Linked DNA regions of Homo sapiens: region 1 is linked to region 2. The links are chromatin loops, found by intact Hi-C in ENCODE. Cell type or tissue: PC-9. All regions are shown on one strand.

Region 1 (2,500 bases), 49 kb before region 2:
CTTCTGTGGATGGAGGCCCCGTGGGAGTGGCACATCTGGGCATCTCTGGCTTCTGTGGATGGAGGCCCCGTGGGAGTGGCAGATCTGGGCATCTCTGGCTTCTGTGGATGGAGGCCCCGTGGGAGTGGCAGATCTGGGCATCTCTGGCTTCTGTGGATGGAGGCCCCATGGGAATGGCAGATCTGGGGTGGGAGCTGAGCTTCCAGGGTTTCATCTCATGGGGATAGAATGGAAGACTTCCCTTGCCCTCCTTCCTGTTGCCCGAGTGTGGAGCCATCTTTATCTCATCAGGCATCTGCAGTGACTGGGCCAACAACTCCAGTGGCACTGAGCTCTGTAAATGAAAGAGGTGAGAGAAAAGGCATGAAAAGCAGCCCAACCCAAGTTGGGAGGCTGGACCTGTGGTTCCTGAGGAGGCCTGGGCTCCAGTGGCAAGCTGCTGGGGCGCTTCCACCCCACACTCCATCCCCTTGTTTTCGGACGAGCCGTAGATAATAACAATTCCGCTGAAGAAACTGATGGCGTTGCAGTTTTGGGAGGTTATCCCACCCTAGTGGGCGGCCAGAAGAACCCAGGCTACTAATCTTTAGCTCGGGGGTTATTTAACTGGTCTGACATAGTCTCCTCCTCATGTGCATAGTCATTTGGGAAGAATCAGTTACCATGAGAGGTTCAGACTGTTGGAACTAGGCTAAATCTCTCTTTTTTTTTTTTTAATAGAGATGGGGGTCTCACTGTGTTGCCCTGGCTGGTCTTGAACTCCTAGGCTCAAGCCATCCTCCCACCTCAGCCTCCCAAAGTGCTGAGATTACAGGCGTGAGCCACCGTGCCTGGCCCTAGACTAAATCCTAAAATGACCTGGTCTTGTCTTAGTTCACTAAGGGGGAAACTGAGGTTCAGAAATGGGAAGTAACTTTCTGATGGTCACAAAGCTGGTTAGTAGCAAAGCAGGTAACTTTAGTGAGGCTATCAGACAAAAAGTCAAGGATTTTTTTTCTATCTTTTGCTTCCAAAGTTTGTTTTATTGGTTGCAAAACATATACAAATTATAAATGTTTTAGGTTTTACTTGATCAGCGGTTTGGCTTAGGAGTCAAGGAGATTAGAACTCCAGTCCTGGTTCTACCATTGGCGACAGGATCTTGGGGAAGTCACCTCCCTGTCCTGAGCCTGTTTCCCCATCTGTCATAGAAGGGAGTTGGACTAGATCTCTCTAAAATCTCTTCCAGCTCTGTCATGCTGCAATTCTCAGCAAGTCCAGAGCTCAAATTACGCATTTGCCGAAGACCTTCCGTTAAATTCCAGTCGGGGAGCTGTATCCCCTCCTTGAAGACGGCATTGCTGCTTTCATTGAGTGGAACCGTGAGCCAGGGTAGATTCAGCAATTTCCAGCCCAGGGACTTGTGTGGCTTCTCCACCCGGCAGCAGCCGGAGCCTTCTGACCCCGTGGGGCCCTGGAACCCATGAATCAAAATAGTTGTGTGATGTCATGTCACAATGGGAATGTGCTCTGGCCAATTGGTGCCAAGAATTGTCTGCCCAGGGTGGTTTCCTTTTACAGTCTGTTTAAAGAGACATCATGCACGGCTGCACATGACTTGCAGGCTTGTGCCTCCTTTGCCTATCTGGTCTTCCCTCCTTTTTTTAATTTTAAGGAGAAAAAAAAAAAAAAAAAAAGCCCTGGAGAGTATCAGTGAGCAGCTGACCTTAACTACATCAACAAATCCCCTGCGAAGTTCTGTTTGCGCTTCCGGCAGCTTCTTGCTACTTAAGGACAGCCGGGCTGACGCTCCAGCTGCTGTGGCCGGAGGTGCAGCCCCGTCAGGACGGCTCCACTCCCTGGCGCCTCACAGACTCTGGGGCTGCGGTGAGGTCGCCCTGAAGACCCCCTGGTGAGGACGCTTGAACCCGGGCTGTCACCTGAGCACAGGCTGCCACTCTGAGCTTTTGGGGCGCCCTGTGCCTGTCGGGCTGATGCTCCTCTGGCTCCCGGCCACCTGGGGCTGACACCGGTTCTGTGGGTCCTGATATGTTCACCTGTCGCCACTCCTGTGGCCACAGCTACCCATGAAGCGCTTTGGGAGCCTCAGGAGCAACAAGAAACACAAGGACCAAAATCGAAGCACGGAGAGGCGCCAGTCGGAGCCTCATGGCCTTTTCGGTAGGACTCTGCCCATTCCCGAGCCCCTGGTGGTCTGTCCTTGGGAGGGAACCCCACGGCGTGTGTGCACACCCTCCTAAGCAGTAGCTGTTTCCAGCCACTCTCTTCCAACTGGGATATAACATCAGGCGGTGGTTAGAGGAATACGTGGGAAGTGTTTCCTTGCTGATGGCAGTGCTGCTGTGGGGAGCCGCCTGACAATACTCTTTCTGAAGCTGTTTCCTTTCTTGCCCCACCTGGCCCAGGGAGGCTAGTGATGGATTGGATTGTCATTCATTTATGCAAAAACTGTGGCTCAGGGGAAAAGTAAGAGTGGATGGGCACTGTTGTTTTCAGCTGT
Region 2 (2,500 bases):
GTCCCAGCGAGGCGTGATCTTGATTTGGTTATCACACTGATTTTCCACTTCATTTTCAGCCACATTTTCTCCTATTCAGGGCTCCTCAGAGACTTCTGAGTTTGGAGGTTCAGGGTGCAAAATGGGTATAGCTCCTCTCAGAAGATGGAACAGGGAGGCCGGCCACCCTGGAGGAGAGGGGAACCACGTGAACATTTTGAGACCCCTCGGAATACAGATTCCTAAAACCTGACTTTTGGGGAGTTAGAAGGGCCCCGAAGTGATTTGAGAGACAGAGAAATCTGTGTACCCATGCTTCATTCATCAGTTTCGTCAGATGATCCAAGTGTCCTGAGATTCAAGAAAGTTGAAGAACTACTTCTTCCCCAGTTTTTAGGAAGTTTCCTCAAGAGCTAGAATAATAAACAAATTGTCAACAACCAGGAATTTCAAGAGGGACTGGAAACACTCCGCGGCAAGCAGTGTCCGAATCCCGGGCACAGTGGGGGAGCCCGCCGCGGAGTTCCCTGGCCAGCACAGGGCAGGGACGTTGCAGACGGAAGCTCTGATGATGGAGGCCTCCCTGAAAGAGGCATGCTTCCAGGGCCTCGCAGCCACTGGACCCTCCCCACACCGCATCTCATCGGGGTAAATTCCAAGTTTACCCTCACATGAGATCTGCTGTTTTACATCATAGCGATAGCCGTGTATACCGGCTTTGCCAGACAATTGGCATGAACGATGCTGTGTTATAAACAGGCATCTCGAAGAGATCAAGGTTAGAATGACATTTCTGAAATCTCGAACTCTAGTCCTGACCTAAGAACATGTTCAGACATGCTCAGGCAGGATGGGCCACCTGGGGGGGCTCCTGCCCAGGAATATTCTGGCCCCATCCTGCCGCCAGGGCCAGGAAGCCTTTCCCCTGCTCACTGGGCACCCTGGCATCAGCTGAGAGTATGAAAGTCCCCCAGGTCTCCTATTGAATTGGTGTCCTTCCCTTATTTCCTTCTAGGAAATGACAGTAGTCACCATGCTGACTCAGCAAGGAGCCCGGGGGGGGGCCTCATTTCCTCCTCCTCCTCCTCCTCCTCCCTCCCCTTCCAAACCCAAAGTGCCAAGTCTTGGCCTTCCACTACCCGCTCCACCCTATACACCCTTGGCAGCTGGCCGAGGGAGCCCCGTTGGGGAGGAGGGTGGACACGGAGAGGCAGCCCAAGGCAGATACACCTCTGACCTGAGGCACCCACCTCGCCTGGTGCGACCGTGTGCTTTTTCCTGTCGCCCATACAAACGGTCTTCTCCCCAACATTCCACAGGGATGAGGTCACCGTCAGAAACCTCCTGGAATGGAGCAAGGCCCTGGGCTGCGGCCTGAAGACCTGAGTCATGGCTGTGGACCTGCTTCTGGGGTGGGGGGTAGATCCTCGGCCACACACTTCACCTCTCAGAGCCTGCACTTCCTCCACCGAAAATGAGGTTCTGAGATGTTTGTCCAAGGTCATGCCCATTCTTACCACCTATGATTCTCATGCTGGCCCATTCCAGACTATCACATTCGGCAGAGTTCATCTCCACAGCACCAAACAATGCCTGTTGCTTTTGTGATTCCACAAATACTGATAATTAGAGGGACTGAGGCTGCTAACATTTCCCTTTCATTGACAAATTATTAGCAAATTGTTTTTCCGAAACCATTGTATATGGGAAAAGTTCTGTGGCAGAATTTCTCTCTCTCACAAAGCAGCAGAGGGGCCTCCCCTGTGCCTCCCCAGGACTGCTTTCTAAGTGGCAACATCAAGATGCATATCTGCTGTTGTCTTTTGCCCAAGCGAAGTATCTAGGGTTACGTTTTGGGTCCATGATGTAGAACTCTGACCTCCAAGCAAGCGTGAAGAAGGAACAGGGCAGACAGCAGAGGCTGGGACCACATTGTCAGAGTTGGGACAGATTTAAAATTAGCCCCTGTGAGATTCTCCTTTCCTTCCCCTGCACCACCATTTCTGTTTTGTTTTGTTAGTTCCCATGTAAATACCCATATGCTAGAGCCAACTATTTCATAACTAGGTGCAGAATGTTATTGGGTATACAAAGCCCTATAAGACTGGATATTTTCCGGATTCCTTTTAGGAGAATAACCTTGGAAAAATTCCTGAAAGTTTTTTTTTTAAATAGAAATATTTTTTCACCTTCCATATTACCATGATGCTTTGACTTGAAGATCACTCAGATATTTTCCAACATATTTTGAACAGTTTCAATGACAAAAGATCATAAAACAGATTCTTAGAGCCTAGAACCGAAATCTGCAGCCTGAAACCTTACTCCAGATTGAAATATGAATTGAGAGTGAGCTCAGCTAGGGCCAGGGCCATTCAGCTATAAAGGGGCCAGAGTCCAGAAACTCCTGCTGAGAGAGGGGGTCCTGCAGGGGCAGGGCTGGAGTGGGGTGGGGAGGACACCAGGCGGGTGTGAAACTTGTCTTTTAGGAACATTCAGAGCAAGGTCTCAAAGCAGCTGG

The links. Peaks named below come from ENCODE experiments on the same cell type or tissue, not always from the same donor. Only the 100,000 strongest peaks of a DNase experiment are listed, where the experiment ranks them.
Region 1: a loop joins it to region 2, with 2.7 times the contacts of the local background. A loop is called at or near these places in 9 of 110 quality-filtered maps.

Annotation. Positions count from the first base shown.
Region 1 is chr7:151,735,560-151,738,059 of GRCh38, reverse strand. The region is part of intron 3 of PRKAG2 (protein kinase AMP-activated non-catalytic subunit gamma 2); the gene reads left to right. Among named protein-coding and RNA genes, the nearest start is that of PRKAG2-AS2, 70 kb to the left of the region's middle. RefSeq lists an enhancer at 2,018-2,500. In PC-9, a CTCF peak has its summit at 1,316; a DNase peak (open chromatin) is centred at 1,419; H3K4me3 peaks cover 1,217 bases; H3K27ac peaks cover 1,350 bases.
Region 2 is chr7:151,686,586-151,689,085 of GRCh38, reverse strand. The region is part of intron 3 of PRKAG2 (protein kinase AMP-activated non-catalytic subunit gamma 2); the gene reads left to right. Among named protein-coding and RNA genes, the nearest start is that of PRKAG2-AS2, 120 kb to the left of the region's middle. RefSeq lists enhancers at 524-1,723, 1-2,500. In PC-9, no CTCF peak of the experiment used is centred here; a DNase peak (open chromatin) is centred at 1,275; H3K27ac peaks cover 2,175 bases.